2 separate regions of the Homo sapiens genome follow, and region 1 is linked to region 2. Evidence: read pairs that join two places in POLR2A ChIA-PET (ENCODE). Cell type or tissue: OCI-LY7. All regions are shown on one strand.

What was found. ChIA-PET counts read pairs that join two places held together with the same protein. Peaks named below come from ENCODE experiments on the same cell type or tissue, not always from the same donor. Only the 100,000 strongest peaks of a DNase experiment are listed, where the experiment ranks them.
Region 1: POLR2A ChIA-PET joins it to region 2 with 16 read pairs; 17 of 35 experiments call an interaction of 5 or more read pairs at or near these places.

Annotation. Positions count from the first base shown.
Region 1 is chr20:36,591,932-36,599,931 of GRCh38, reverse strand. TGIF2 (TGFB induced factor homeobox 2) reads right to left here. Exons shown (of 3, transcript NM_021809.7): 3 at 5,982-8,000. The region is part of intron 2 of TGIF2-RAB5IF (TGIF2-RAB5IF readthrough); the gene reads right to left. Among named protein-coding and RNA genes, the nearest start is that of RAB5IF, 9.8 kb to the left of the region's middle. RefSeq lists enhancers at 3,844-4,213, 7,525-8,000. In OCI-LY7, CTCF peaks have their summits at 7,205 and 7,406 (motif pointing right); DNase peaks (open chromatin) are centred at 4,021 and 5,631; H3K4me3 peaks cover 1,617 bases; H3K27ac peaks cover 4,269 bases.
Region 2 is chr20:36,762,394-36,770,393 of GRCh38, reverse strand. It overlaps DSN1 (DSN1 component of MIS12 kinetochore complex), which reads left to right. Exons shown (of 11, transcript NM_001145315.2): 4 at 2,352-2,425; 5 at 3,553-3,625; 6 at 7,846-7,933. Among named protein-coding and RNA genes, the nearest start is that of DSN1, 7.4 kb to the left of the region's middle. RefSeq lists an enhancer at 4,325-4,824. In OCI-LY7, no CTCF peak of the experiment used is centred here; no DNase peak of the experiment used is centred here.

The sequences.
Region 1 (8,000 bases), 170 kb after region 2:
GTTCGGAGATACATGTTTTTTTTTTTTTTTTGAGAAGGAGTCTCGCTCTGTTGCCCAGGCTGGAGTACAGTGGCACAACCTCAGCTCACTGCAACCTCCGCCTCCTGGGTTCAAGCGATTCTTCTGCCTCAGCCTCCCAAGTAGCTGGGATTACAGGCACCCGCCACCATGCCCAGCTAATTTTTGTATTTTTAGTAGAGACAGGGTTTTGCCATGTTGGCCAGACTGGTCTGGAACTCCTGACGTCATGATCCGCCTGCGTCGGCCTCCCAAAGTGCTGGGATTACAGGTGTGAGTCACCGTGCTCAGCCTTTTTCTGCTGTTAATAATCATCCTACTAGGTGCAAAGTAGTATTTTCACTGTGGTTTTGATTTGCACTTCCCTAGTGATTAGTAATGATTGAGCATCTCATTAGACAGTATTTTTTTATGTCATATTTGTTTTTTCTTTTTCTTTTTTTTTTTTTTTTTGAGACAGAGTCTCGCCCTGTCACCCAGGTTGGAGTGCAGTGGTACGATCTTGGCTCACTGCAACCTCCACCTCCCAGGTTCAAGGGATTCTCCTCAGCCTCCCAAGTAGCTGGGATTACAGGTGCCCACCACTATGCCCAGCTAATTTTTGTATTTTTAGTAGAGACGGGGTTTCATCATGTTGGCCAGGCTGGTCTCGAACTCCTGACCTCAAGTGATACGCCCACCTCAGCCTCTCAAAGTGCTGAGATTACAGGCATGAGCCACTGCGTCCGGCTCTAGGTCATGTTTGTATTACATTGCGAAGCTCTGACCGTAACTCCAAGAGCCATTATGTTTGCATGGGATTGGGAGAGGTCACAGAAAGTTCTAGTTGGAAGGGTCCTCAAATCCTGCAGTGTAGCCCAAGGTCATAAGGGAAGTTAGAAGTTCAACAGGCATCTGAAACCTGATCCCTGTTCCTCCTCTTACCTCTCTAGGAGCAGACAAAGCTAAGCTGGCAGCCAGAGGGGAAGCCCTTGTCTAAAAGGTATTTTTGGGACTCAGACTTGTTCCCTATTTGCTTTCACCCAAGGCTTTCCTTATCTTAGGAAGCGGGGAACCTGGCTGAATCTCAGTGAATCCGTCTGGTTAAAATAAACATCTTGGGTGGTCTGAGTTGGAAAATAACTTGATGAAGGGTCAGATTTGAAAGTGGGAGAGACAGATTTGGAAGTAGGACAAATTTTGTCTTTGTGAGTTTGTAGCTGTTTAGTACTAGTTGAACACATGAGCTCAGCCTTAGGGCTATTTCCCAGCTGAATGCCTCGATAGCACTGCCAGCTGCTTGGAGTGGGGTTTGGAGAGGAAGGTATATTCTGAGGGGTAAGACTGGCCCCTCACAGGCACTGATGGATCACAGGTATCAGAAATCCTGGGGGCAACCATCAGCCATGGAAAGAGCACCTGTTGTTGGAATGGAGGTCTGAGATTGCATCCTGGTCTTTTTTTTTCTTTTTGGCCCACAATAAATGTCATACTAGCACTTAATGAACCCTCACTAGCTACCAGTCACTTCACTAAATGTTTTACATTCATTTGTTTTGTTTTGTTTTTGAGACAGTCTCACTCTGTCACCCAGGCTGGAGTGCAGTGGGACAATCTCAACTCACTGCAACCTCCACCTCCTGGGTTCAAGCAATTCTCCTGCCTCAGCCTCCGGAGTAGCTGGGACTACAGGCACCTGCCACCATGCTCAGCTAATTTTTGTATTTTGTAGAGATGGGGTTTTGCCACGTTTGCCAGGCTGGTCTCAAGCTCCTGACCTTGGGTGATCCACCCGCCTCGGCCTTCCAAAGTGATGGAATTACAGGTATAAGCCACTGCATCTGGCTACATTCGTTTTCATCCAAAACCTGGCTGGGCTTTTAACCATTAACCATTATGCTAAACTCTTCTCTTTTTATACCTTTACTTGCAATTTCTCTACATCGTGTGTGGATTACTTTGGTAATTAAAATGGTAGGGCTACACTTGACCTTCAAGTTACCATAGCCTCCTGGGAGCAAAGACGTCAGATGGTTCAGAGACCCTTCTTCCTCTCATCTTGTAACTTTGAAAGACAAAGAGTTGCTACTTTCCCAGCCCAGTAGTTTCCTGGGGATAGGTCAGTGTCCTGATAATGAATGGTGAAGGTCTCTGGAGCAAGATCATCAGAATCTCATGTGGCATCAGTGAAGAATGCAGATTCCTGCCCAGACTCTCTGGGCGTGAGGTCTGGGAATATGCATCTTTGTAAGCTTTCCTGATGATCTTGATGGATATTTAGGCTTGAGAATTACTTCTCTGGGTAATTAGGCCCAATTCTGCCACTTAAAAGCTGTGTGGTATGGGGTAAGTTATTTTACAGGTTGTTTTTCCCTCAGCTGTGTGCTGAGCAAGGATAGATAGTAACGTATAGATTATCCTATTTCATCCTCCCAAGAGGTAAGTATTACTATTCCCACTTTATTGATGATGAAAACTGAAGTTTGGAGTAGTGAACTGTCTTGCCTATGGTCATGACAGCTAATCAGTGACAGACCAAGAATTTGAAACCAGGCTTGGGTCATAGAGAAATGCCTTTGAAATCAGTAACACTGACAGCAGTGATGGTTATTTCTGCATCCTTCGAGTGCCACACCTTATCCTCTGCAGCTCTAGTGCATAACATAGCAAGGATACAGCCATACAAGGCAGACCTGGCCTCTGCCATATGGAGTTTTCATGTAGCAGCTTTCTTTTCTTTTTTTTTTTTTTGAGACGGAGTTTTGCCTTGTCACCCAGGCTAGAGTACAGTGGTGCGATCTCGGCTCACTCCAACCTCTGCCTCCCGGGTTCAAGCGATTCTCCTGCCTCAGCCTCCCGAGTAGCTGGGATTACAGGTGCCTGCCACCGCGCCAGGCTAATTTTTGTAATTTTAGTAGAGATGGGGTTTCACCATCTTGGCCAGGCTGGTCTCGAACTCCTGACCTCGTGATCTACCAGCCTTGGCCTCCCAAAGAGCTGGGATTACACGTATGAGCCACCGTGCCCAGCCCATGTAGCAGCTTTCAAGCTAGACTGTACTTTTAAAATCCAGAGTCCTCAGTCTTACCCCAGAGATGCTTATTCCTAGGGCTAAGTTGAGGCAAAAAAAAAAAAAAAAAAAAAAAAAAAGGTTCTAAGCCTGGGGGCCATGGAGAAACTACCATTCAAAAACAGTGGAAAGGAAGAGGACTTCCCTGACCACCCATCTAGAGGATGGCAGATCCCCTCCCCACCAATCACTACCATTACCTTTATTTTATTTTATTTTATTTTTGAGACAGAGTCTCACTCTGTCGGCCAGGCTGGAGTGCAGCGGCGCCATCTCAGCTCACTGCAACCTCCGCCTCCCTGGTTCAAGTGATTCTTCTGCCTCAGCCTCCCAAGTAGCAGGGACTACAAGCATGCACCACCACGCCACCCGGCCACCTTTTTAAACAAAACAAAACAAAAAAAATATTAATGCAAAGTCCAAAATCGATACCCAAAAGCTTGAAGCATCATCTTAGCCCTATTAAGAACAAGGGTATAGGCTGAGTGCGGTGGCTCACGTCTGTAATCCCAGCACTTTGGGAGGCTGAGGCAGGCGGATCATGAGGTCAGGAGTTTGAGACCAGCCTGACCAACATGGTGAAACCCCGTCTCTACTTAAAATACAAAAATTAGCCAGGGGTGGTGGTGCGTGCGTGTAATCCCAGCTACTCAGGAGGCTGAGACAGGAGAATCACTTGAACCCAGGAGACGGAGGTTGCAGTGAGCCGAGATTGCACTGCTGCACTCAAGCCTGGGCGACAGAGCAAGAATCTGTCTCAAAAAAAAAAGAACAAGGGTATAGAGAGGCGGCCAGGCTATACATAGCCAGCCCAAAGAGACAGCGGGTATTCACGACCAGGGCAGATACATTTAAAAGCTGTTTCCTGAATGAGACTCTAATAAAAAAGGTGGATGTCCTTAGATCATGTTCCCAGCGTCACAGGAGGGGCCCTAGCCACATTATCCCGCAGTTCACTTTCATTATCTAGAGTGCTTGCTCACTCCAGGGCTCATTTGAAGCTTGATGCAGAAGACACTTTTGGTTTCAGTTCCTTTTATTTTTTTTTGAGACAGTCTCGCTCTGTCGCCCAGGCTGGAGTGCAGTGGCATGATCTCGGCTCACTGCAACCTCCGCCTCCAGGGTTCAAGCGATTCTCCTGCCTCAGCCTCCCGAGTAGCTGGGATTACAGGGGTGCGCCATTCCCACCCCACCAATTTTTGTATTTTTAGTAGAGACGGGGTTTCACCATGTTGGCTAGGCTGGTCTTGAACTCCTGACCTCAAAAGTGATCTGCCCGCCTCAGCCTCCCAAAATGCTGGAATTACAAGCATGAGCCACCACGCCCGGCCGATGTGAATTGAATATTAAACTTACTTTGAAAAGCTGTAACAGCATGTGCCTATTCTGCTGAGCTCCAGGGCCAAGTGTGCAGTTTGAGAGATACTGAGAGAGAAATGGGGGAAAATCAGGACCTTGGGTGAATGGCTGAGGGAGCTGAGGCTCTTTAATCTGGGAAACTTGAGTGGGGAGGCTCTCTCTCCAAATTCCTGAAGGAGAGTGACCTGTAGGAGAGACCACCAAGATTTCATTCACAGAAGAAACTTCTTGTGCTGAGCCCACAGCACTGTTCTAGACAGCTAGATGATACTATGTTAGTAAGTGACCACTATATTACTTCAGGTAGGTTCTGGGCAGACCTGAGTGACCCTGAAGGAAAACAGACTTGAATTTGAATTCGAGCTCCATATTTATATGGGCTATATGAGTTCAGGCAAGTATCTGAAATCCCTACTCAGTTTCTCTTTTTTTTTAGAATAAAAAAAAATTAAAAAAACGATGGGGTCTTGGGGTCTCATTCAGTCACCCAGGCTGGAGTGCAGTGGTCCAATCACAGCTCATTGCAGCCTCAAACTCCCAGGCTTAAGTGATCCTCCAGCCTCAGCCTTGGAGTAGCTGGGACTGTAGGCACAAGCCACAGCCCACTCAGTTTCTTTACCTAGGGCATCTCACTTTCATGTGTGTGTGTACAAAAATTAAGAAATTGGGGCTGGGCACAGTGACTCACGCCTGTAATTGCAGCACTTTGGGAGGCCGAGGTGGGTGGATCACGAGGTCAGGAGATCGAGATCATCCTGGCCAACACGGTGAAACCCCGTCTCTACTAAAAAATACAAAAAATTAGCCGGGCATGGTGGCGCACTCCTGTAGTCCCAGCTATTTGGGAGGCTGAGGTAGGAGAATCACTTGAACCTGGGAGGCGGAGGTTGCAGTGAGCCAAGATTGTGCCACTGCACTCCAGCCTAGCAAGAGAGAGAGACTCCGTTTCAAAAAAAAAAAAAAAAAAAAGAGACTGAACATAGCACAGACCCAGACCCAGGCACACTCAACCAAACTCAGTTTCCCACTGTTGCAGACCTTGGTTTTTATAGTTTGGGCTGCAGTTAGTGTATTGTCATTTCAGTATGGCAGAAACGTATTAACAGCTAGTTTAAGCAAAAAGGGGAATTCACTAGCTTACATAATAGAGAAGTTTACAGGTGGTCCTGGTTTCAGACATGACTGGAGCTTCCATCTCATAGCTGCTTCTCTCTGTGCCGGGTTCACACTGCAGTCATGCTTGTTTCTTACCGAGAGAGGGGGAGGACAAAGTTGCCAGTTCCTCAAGGTTACATCCTCACCACTTAGCAACCCCAGAGCTTAACTGTTGATTCCAGGGAAGACTGGCCCAATGTGAGATGCAAATGCCCCCTTTACCCTGAGTTGAATGGGATACAGAATGGAGCTGGTGAAAGGGAATGGGGGTACAGCGTGCACAGAACTCACAGCTGGCTACTAGAGGGAGAGTAAAAGATGTAAAGCAAAATAAGAAGCCAGTGACTGCTTTGTCTTCAAGCCTGGGCCCTGAGCCCTGGTGGATCAATCAAGAACCCTGTTTCTGCTTAAAAAAACAAAAAAAAATTTTATTTGACAAAAGACAAAAAAGTTATTTACAGTAGTTTTTGCTCAAATAATTCAATGGGACAACTGTGCTTCTCCTCCAGGTTTATCTTACAACCAAACCCAAGCAGAGTCTGCCCTACCCAACACCCCATTTTACATAATGGGGAAATGCCAACCAGAATTCAGCAGCATGGCTCCCTCACCACCCTCCATTGCTCAGTGCACTGTGGGGAGGGAAAATCCCACCTCAGCCCAATACACTTCCAGAGTTCCCTACTACAGGCATCCTGCAGCAGTTGCACCAGACCTGGGCTCACTGACAGGGCTGGGATGGAAGAGGCTGGGCAAATGGCAGCATCAGTTAACCTGGATGAAGCCATGTTCATTCTTCCCCACTGGGCCTCAGGAGGGTGAGGATCCCTGATCCCCCTGGGGCACACGGGGAGAGGGCACGGGAGGAAGAAGCCAGAGGGAGGCAACACAGAGAGCCCAGGAAACTTGCCCACCTAGAGAGAGCAAAGCTCCCTCTCCTTCAGCGATCCGTTCACACTCCCACAGCAACAGATGGGCGACTCAGAAGTTGGGGAGCCTCTGTGATGGCTTCAGGGATCTTCCCAGAAAGTACAGAACACATGTTACTGTCTTTCTCCTGGCTAGATCCACCCACCCAAGTTAGTCAGTATCCAGGAACCTTTTCTCCTTGTGCCTGACCTGGTGATTTCAGGAAAACTAAAGGCTGTCGTCCTGATCTATCTTTTGGCCCAGTGACACTACTCAGGACAAAAATATTTTGGCTAGCAATAACCTAGGATTAGTGTTTCTTAGGATATATAAAGATGGGGCATATTGTTGAACACTGTCAGCAATGAAACAGCAAAAGAGGCTGGGCGTGGTGGCTCACGAGGTCAGGAGTTCCAAGACCAGCCTGGCCAAGATGGTGAAACCCCGTCTCTACTAAAAGCCAGACATGGTGGCGGGTGCCTATAATCCCAGCTACTCGGGAGGCTGAGGCAAATAATTGCTTGAACCCGGGAGGCGGAGGTTACAGTGAGCTGAGATCGCACCACTGCACTCCAGCCCGGGTGACAGAGCATGACTCTGTCTCAAAAAAACAAACAAACAAACAAAAAACAAAAAACAAAACAGCAAAAGAAAAAATGGGGGAAAGGGAGGAGCATAAGACCAATCGTTATCTGTTCACTGGGCAGGGGCTTCTGTAATTCTAATTTAAAGAAAGGTGAAACAAAGACAATCCCAGCTAGGAGGCTTCTAACCCTTTTCCAGCCCCACCTTCTCTGAAGGCAGTTCCTCCGCAGCAGTGGACACCATTCCTGCTTTCCCCAAAGTTTCCTGCCACCATTGTGGGAAAAGCTGCCTCTCTGGAGGACTTCCTGACCAGCAGATGGCTCACTTTTCTCCCAAGTAGGAGGTGCTGGGAGCTTCTGACATATGGGCCCCTCTAATCCAAGTTGCTAAAAGAATTCAAAACTGAGGCTGCAGGGCAAAAGTGTTCAAGAACAAAGGGAAAAACACTAAAGAAAAAAAAGAAAAAAAAAATCCATCGCTTCAGTCTAGTTTACTTCCCCCACCCACCCAAAAAAACTACAATAAAAATTAAAAGAAAAACCAAACACCTTTTGATCTTATCTTTCTCTGCTAGGTGCCTAGAAAGTTGAGTCAGAGTCTGCTGGACTGCCCCCTGCTGTGGCTTTCTACCCTTCTGTGCCTGCGGCAGACAAGCCAATGCGCTCATACGGTTGTTTTTTTTTTTTTTCCCTGCCTTTTTTTTGGTAAACCAAACCAATGATAAAACAACCATTTGGAATTTCACACTACTGCAGAGACTTAGCTGGTCCCCAAGATAAAAATATTCCTTTCTTCCAAAACAATCCTCAGTGGCAGTGGTGGGTCCTTCCCAGCTCACCAGAACGCTATCATGCAGTGCACTCTCGTTCCCCACACCTGGGCTAACTACTGCCGTGAATGCAAACCACAGCAAAAAAGGGAAAAA
Region 2 (8,000 bases):
GGGAAGATGCACATACAAATATCTAGAGTGGGCCAGGCACGGTGCCTCATGCCTATAATCCCAGCACTTTGGGAGGCAGGAGGATTGCTTGAGTCCAGGAGTTTGAGGACAACCTAGGCAAGATGGCAAAACCCCATCTCTACAAAAAGTTTTTAAAAAAATAGCAGGGCATGGTGGCACGTACCTGTAGTCCCAGCTACTGGAGAGAGGCTGAGGCAAGAGGATCACTTGGGCCCAGGAATTCAAGAAGGCAGTGAGCTATGATTGCGCCACTCAATCTATCCTGGGTGACAAAGTAAGACCCCTGTCTCTAAAAAACTTTGTCTCTTTTTCCCTATCCCCTCTCTCTTCCCTCCTCCCTCCCTGCACCCCACCCCTCTCCCTTCCCTCTTCCCTCCCTGCACCCCACCCACCCCCGCCTCACTTTCTTTCTCTCTCTGTCTCTCTCTCTCTGTGTGTGTGTGTGTGTGTGTGTGTGTGTGTGTGTGTGTATCTACAGTGAAAAACAGTTTTTAGGGATGCTATACAGAACGTGATTTGTGTCATTTTGTGTGAATTTACAATAGTAACTATATCTTAGCATCAAAGTACAGAACATAACGTGGAAAAGCTTGCATATTTCAGGAAGACTATACTAGCTCTGTGATGTTGAGTAAATTACTTAACCTTCTTTGTCTTAAGGTCCTCATCAGCAACTTGGAGATGAAATAGTACCTATCTTACATAACACAGTACTTGGGACATAGTAAGCCCTGAAATGTTAAGCTACTGTGATTAGTTTTAAGGTATCGTCCTATTTCCAAGTGGTCTGATGCACAGAAGGAAATCTGGGTAAAGATAGGCACTTAGCACATCAGAAAATTGCTGCCACAAGGCCCATGTACTTTAGTCCCTAAATGTGCTGAGAAAACATCAGTGCATCCCAAGATTAGCCCTACCTTTAGCTCTATGCCGGAGTATTTAGACTTAAACAGAAAAGCATCAGTGTAATAAGATTGGTTCTTGCCTGGTTATTTCTGGCAACCTGTCAGGTTTCCTTGGTTATAGGCAGAAAGTATCCTGTTTTTCTTGACTAACAGCAGTGACAATTAAGAGACAAGAACTTTAAAAACACAACCAGCTGAAGCTAGAGGGCAAAAAGACATGTAGCTCTCATAATTCACAAAGCAAAATTCCTTTGCTATGTAGTAATTGTTTACAAGTGGACATAATTTTAAAAAACGGTATCTACATCTTGCGATTGGTTAGGGATTCAGTTGCATAATTATGTAAAATGCTCACCCAATTCAGTCTAATAACTCACTCTATGACCTTGGGCAAGTGACCTATTACTTTGTGCCTGTGTCATTATCTGTTATCTGAATGGAATTCATAGGATACTTGCCTCAAGGTTTAATGAAATACGTATATAGCATTTCATAAAATGCTTTTTATATAGCAAGTGTTCAACAAATGTTAGTTATTAATGCTATTATGAGGTCATTATAGAGAGGCAGTGTGGTAATAGAGGGAAAAACACAGATATCGGTGAGAGACTTGGGTTTGAATTCTGGCTCCACCGATTTCCAGTTTCTGGCCTCAAGCAAGTCATTTCCCCTCAGAGCTGCAGTTTTCCCATTTGTAAAATGGAACTTTATAATAGTACTCTTCTTATAGTATACAGTACAGAGTGTTTAAAGCACATTGCAGTGCCTGTCCTATAAAAAAGCTCAGATGTGGCCAGGCACAGTGGCTCCCACCTGTAATCCCAGCACTTTGGAAGGCCAAGGCAGGCAGATCACTTGAGGCCAGGAGTTCAAGACCAGCCTGGCCAACATGGGGAAACCCTGTCTCTACTAAAAATACAAAAAATTACCTGGGTGTGGTGGCGCATGCCTGTAATCTCAGCTACTGCAACCTCTTGGCTCACTGCAGCCTCCGCCTCCTGAGCCCTTTTGATTCTCATGCCTCAGCCTCTGGAGTAGCTGGGATTACAGGCGCATGCCACCACTCCTGGCTAATTTTTCTGTTTTTAGTAGAGACGGGATTTCACCATGTTGTCCAGACTAGTCTCCAGCTCGTGGTCTCAAGTGATCCCATGCCTCGGCCCCAGAGTGTTGGGACTATAGGCATGAGCATCGTACCTGCCCAATACAAAGATTCTTATAACTTTTTTTTTTTTAAGTTTAGATGAACAAATGGGTAAACTTCATTCCTCAGTGATCCTGCAAAAATTAGAATTCTGTCTTTAACTAAAGAAGGCTGTTCTTGCCTTAAGTTGGATTTATCAAGAGGGAGGACATTTTTCAGTTTTGTTAGTTGCTAACTATGTAACTATCCAGCTCCTTAAATGTGGCTATGTTTTATGTTAGAGCTCAGCCGGTCTATCAGTGTCGATTTAGCAGAAAGCAAACGGCTTGGCTGTCTCCTGCTTTCCAGTTTCCAGGTAAGGTTCTTATAACTAGGAAATGTTTTTGTGTTTGTTAACTGCTATTGTGACAATCTTTTGTTTTTAGATGGAGCCTGACTCTGTCACCCAGGCTGGAGTGCAGTGGTATGATCTTGACTCACTGCAACCTCCGCCTCCCAGGTTCAAGTGATTCTCCTGCCTCAGCCTCCCGAGTAGCTGAGACTACAGGCACATGCCACCACGCCCCGCTAATTTTTGTACTTTTAGTAGAGACAGGGTTTCACCATGTCTGCCAGAATTGTCTCGATCTCCTGACCTCCTGATCCGCCTGCCTCGGCCTCCCAAAGTGCTGGGATTACAGGCATGAGCCACCGCATCCAGCCCTTAATTTTTTGCATTTTAGTTGAGACGGGGTTTCACCATGTTGCCCAGGCTGGTCTTGAATGCCTGAGCTCAGGCAGTCCACCCACCTTGGCCTCCCAAAGTGCTAGGATTACAGGTGTGAGCCACCGTGCCCAGCCTTTTTTTAAGGTGTATTGTGTATTATGTGGCTACCAGGTGCTTACATCAATTTAGATAAGCAGGTAATTTGTGTGAATTAAATAACCTTTTTTTTTTCCTGAACCGAAAGTCAAAATCTGTAGTCCAAGCAACAAAAAGTCTTTTGTTTTTTCTTTGTTTGTTTTTTGTTGTTTTTTTGAGACGGAGTCTTGCTCTGTCACCAGGCTGGAGTGCAGTGGCACAATCTCGGCTCACTGCAACCTCCGCCTCCCAGGTTCAAGCGATTCTACCGCCTCAGCCTCCCGAGTAGCTGGGACTACAGGCACGCGCCACCATGCCCCGCTAATTTTTTTTGTATTTTTAGTAGAGATGGGGTTTCACCATGTTGGCCAGGATGGTCTCCATCTCCTGACCTTATTATCCGCCTGTCTCAGCCTCCCAAAGTGCTGGGATTACAGACGTAAGCCACTGTGCCTGGTCAACAAAGAGTTTTTTTTTTTTCCCTTATCTATTTATTTGTTTCTGTGAAAAGTCTTATGTGTAAAAATTACATCATATTTAGTATTTAGTTTCATATTTATTAAACATCATAAAATGACATAAATTTAGGACTGGCCTGGAAGTTTTTGGTGGTTGTACTAAAAATGCTTTTCTTTATTTAGTTCTCTATTCAGAAACTTGAACCTTTCCTAAGGGACACTAAGGGCTTCAGTCTTGAAAGTTTTAGAGCCAAAGGTAAGTTGCTAACAGATGAGTGAGCTTTGACCCTGGGCAGTCAAAGCTTTGCTCACAGCATCCCCATTTACAGAAGCTGCTCCCTTATAAAACTAGCTCCCCCACCTTTTGTTTTTTAGACAGAGTCTCACTCTTGCCCAGACTGGAGTGCAGTAGGGTGATCTTGGCTCACTGCAGCCTCTGCCTCCTGGGTTCAACCAATTCTCCTGCCTGAGCCCCCCGAGTAGCTGGGAGCCACCACACCTGGCTAATTTTTGTATTTTTAGTAGGGAAGAGGTTTCACCATGTTGGCCAGGCTGATCTTGAACTCCTGACCTCAGTGATCTGCCCACCTTGGCCTCCCAAAGTGCTGGGATTACAGGCATGAGCCACTGTGCCCAGCCCCCTACTTTTTTTAAATTGCAAGAATACATGCTTATGAAGCTAAGGAAGTGTGAAAGTGGAAAATAATCTTCCCTTCCATTCTGGCCCCCAGTCTAAGTTCCTCTCCCCAAAGGTAGCTATGGCCACCAGTTTCTTGTGTATCCTTGCAGAAATATTTATTGCTTTTTTTTTCTTTTTTTTTTTTTTTTTTGAGATGGAGTCGCGGCTCTGTCACCCAGGCTGGAATACAGTGGCACAGTCTTGGCTCACTGCATCCTCTGCCTCCTGGGTTCAAGCGATTCTCCTGCCTCAGCCTCCTGAGTAGCTGGGATTACAGACACCCACCACCACGCTCAGCTAATTTTTTGTATACTTAGTAGAGACGGGGTTTCGCCATGTTGGCCAGGCTGGTTTCTAATTCCTGACCTTAGGTGATCCGCCCGCCTTGGCCTCCTAAAGTGCTGGGATTACAGGTACAAGCCACTGTGCCCGGCCTGGATTTAACTAGTTCTTTACTAATAGGCTTTAAGTGTTGTTTTTTGTTTTTTTTTTTTTTTTTAGTCTTTTGCTACTACAGTAAATAATGTAATGAATTTTTTTTTTTTTTTGAGACAGACTCTCGCTCTGTCGCCCAGGCTGGAGTGTAGTGGCGGGATCTCGGCTCACTGCAAGCTCCGCCTCCCGGGTTCATGCCATTCTCCTGCCTCAGCCTCCCGAATAGCTGGGACTACAGGCGTCGGCCACTGCGCCCGGCTAATTTTTTGTATTTTTTGTAGAGCCGGGGTTTCACCATGGTCTCGATCTCCTGACCTCATGATCCGCCTGCCTCCGCCTTCCAAAGTGCTAGGATTACAGGCGTGAGCCACCTTGTTGCCCAGGCTGGAGTGCAGTGGTGCAATCTTGGCTCACTGCAACCTCTGCCTCCCAGGCTCAAGCAATTCTCCTGCCTCAGCCTCCCTAGTAGCTGGGATTTCAGGCATGTGCCACCACGCCGGGCTAATTTTGTATTTTTAGTAGAGACGGGGTTTCTCCATGTTGGTCAGGCTGGTCTCGAACTCCCGACCTCAGGTGATCCGCCCACCTTGGCCTCCCAAAGTGCTGGGATTACAGGCATGAGCCACTGCATCTGGCCTTTTTTTTTTTTTTTTTTTTTTTTTTAACACAAGCCTTTTGGCACGTATGCAAGTAAAAAGAAGATAAATTCTTAGAATTGGAATTAACTAGTTCAAATGAAATTATGGGAATTACCAGATTGCTTCCCAGACAAGTGGTATCAATTTATTCTCTCACCAGCAATACATGTAGGGACTTGTTTTCTTACACTCTCACCAATAAAAAAGCCTTTTAGATTTTCTTACTATATGATAGGTGATAGAAGATATTTTGTAGTTTTAATCTGTGTTCCTTTTTCTTTTGAAGAAGATAAGCATTTTTTCTTTTTTCATATTTTTAGAGCCATTTGTACTTTCTTTCTTTTTTTTTTTTTGAGATGGAGTCTCACTCTGTCTCCTAGGGTGGAGTACAGTGGTGCGATCTTGGCTCACTGCAACCTCCACCTCCTGGGTTCAAGCGAGTCTTCTGCCTCAGCCTCTGGAGTAGCTGGGATTACAGGCATGCACCACCATGCCTGGCTAATTTTGTATTTCTAGTAGAGACAGGGTTTCGCCATGTTGGCCAGGCTGGTCTCAAACTCTTGACCTCAGGTGATTCACCCACCTCAGCTTCCCAAAGTGTTGGGATTATAGGCGCGAGCCACCATGGCTCAGCCTCATGTTCGTTTTTAAAACTTAGGATGGTGGCTCTTTTACATTGATTGGTAGGAACTCTTCATATTACGAGGCAGTTAGCTAGTTGTCTGTGAAATAAAATACTAATGATTGAACTTTCTAGGAAGTACCTATTCTGCTAATAGTGTAAATATACACTTATCCAGGGTCAGAAATACTCAAGTTTACCCACTTAAAAGATCTAGAAAATACATGAACTTGGGCTTACTTGCCAGTTAAAATTGTTTATCTCAGAATTGTACCATCACCTTAATTAAAGTAGATATGCTAGGATTATCCTGATAACTAATTAACATAGCCTTTCCCCTTAGTGTTCTTCACCTGAATGTAGTAGTGGACTCTTCAAGTCTAGCAGAGGCCTGTTTTTAACCTTACGCCCATAATTTTTTTTTTTTTTTGAGACAGGATCTCGCTCTGTTGCCCAGGCTGGAGTACACTGGCATGATCACAGTTAACTGTAGCCTTGATCTCCTAGGCTCAAGCATTTCTCCTTCCTCAGCCTCCCAAGTAGCTGGAACTATAGGCATGTGCCACCACACCCAGCTAACTTTCTAAAAAAAATTTTTTTGTAGACATGGGGTCTTGCTGTGTTGCTCAGGCTGGTCTTGAACTCCTGGGCTCAAGTGAAACTCTCACCTCAGCATCCCAAAGTTCTGGGATTATAGCAGTGAGGCACTATGCCTGGCCTTTTTGGTTTTCTGTCTTTCTTTTTTTTTTTTTTTTTTTTTTTTTTGAGACAGAGTTTTGCTCTGTTGCCAGGCTGGAGTGCAGTGGTGCAATCTCGGCTCACTGCAACCTCCGCCTCCCAGGTTCAAGTGATTCTCCTGCCTCAGCCTCCTGAGTAGCTGGGACAACAGGCATGCGCAACCACGCCCAGCTAATTTTTGTATTTTTAGTAGAGATGGGGTTTCACCATGTTGGCCAGGATGGTGTTGATCTCTTGACCTCGTGATCTGCCCGCCTTGGCCTCCCAAAGTGCTGGGATTATAGGCATGAGCCACTGCGCCCAGCCTGGTTTTCTTTTTTTCTAATAAAGAGATGGGGTTTCACTATGTTGCTCAAGCTGTGCTGGGCTCAAGCAATCCTCCTAAGTAGCTGGAACTACAAGCACTATGCCCGGCTATGCCCATAATTTTTTATTTGCCTCCGTGTTTCTTATTACCCTCTTGCCTATTGCCTGACTTCTTTTTTTTTTTTTTTTTTTTTTTCTTTTTTTGAGACAGAGTCTCATTCTTGCCCGGGCTGGTGTGCAGTGGCACCGTCTCAGCTCACTGCAACCTCTGCCTCTCAGGTTCAAGCGATTCCCCTGCCTCAGCCTCCCGAGTAGCCGGGATTACAGGCGTGTACCACCACGCCCAGGTATATTTTTGTATTTTTAGTAGAGACAGGGTTTCATCATGTTGGCCTGGCTGGTCTCAAACTCCTGACCTCAAGTGATATGCCTGCCTTGGCCTCCCAAAGTGCTGGGATTGCAGGTGTGAGCCACCCCGCCCAGCCTCAGATATACCTTTTAAACTGCTTTTTCACAGTTCATTTATAGAAACATTTATCATAAATGTCATAAAGGCTGGGCACAGTGGCTTACGCCTACAATCCCAGGACTTTGGGAAGCTGAGGCAGGCGAATCGCTGGAGCCAAGGAACTGGAGACCAGCCTAGACAACATGGTAAAACCCCATTTCCACAGAAAATACAAAATTTAGCTGGGCATGGTGGTGCTGCCTATATTCCCAGCAAATAGGGAGGCTGAGGCGGGGGTTATATTGCTTGAGCCCAGGAGGTGGAGGTTGCAGTGAGCTGAGATCACACCACTGCACTCCAGCCTAGGTGACGGAGCGAGAGTCTGTCTAAATAAATAGATAAAAATGAGTTGTCTTTCATTTTATCTATACCTACCAGAAAAAAAAGATAAAATCTTTCTACATACTTAACTCCACACTTTTGGGTGGGCTTGAGGACCAACATGTAACAGTACCTAGAGCTGAGACTACCTTAATATACCTTTGTCAGCATCTCACTATGAAAACGTATATTTCCTTTATTTTATGACACGTAAATTTGTGCTGTCTAGCATCTTCTCTTTCTGAAGAATTGAAACATTTTGCAGACGGACTGGAAACTGATGGAACTCTACAAAAATGTTTTGAAGATTCAAATGGGTAAGAGCAGTTCCCCTTCTGTCCTAAATTATGATTGAATTAGGACTTTAGGCCGGGCGTTGGTGGC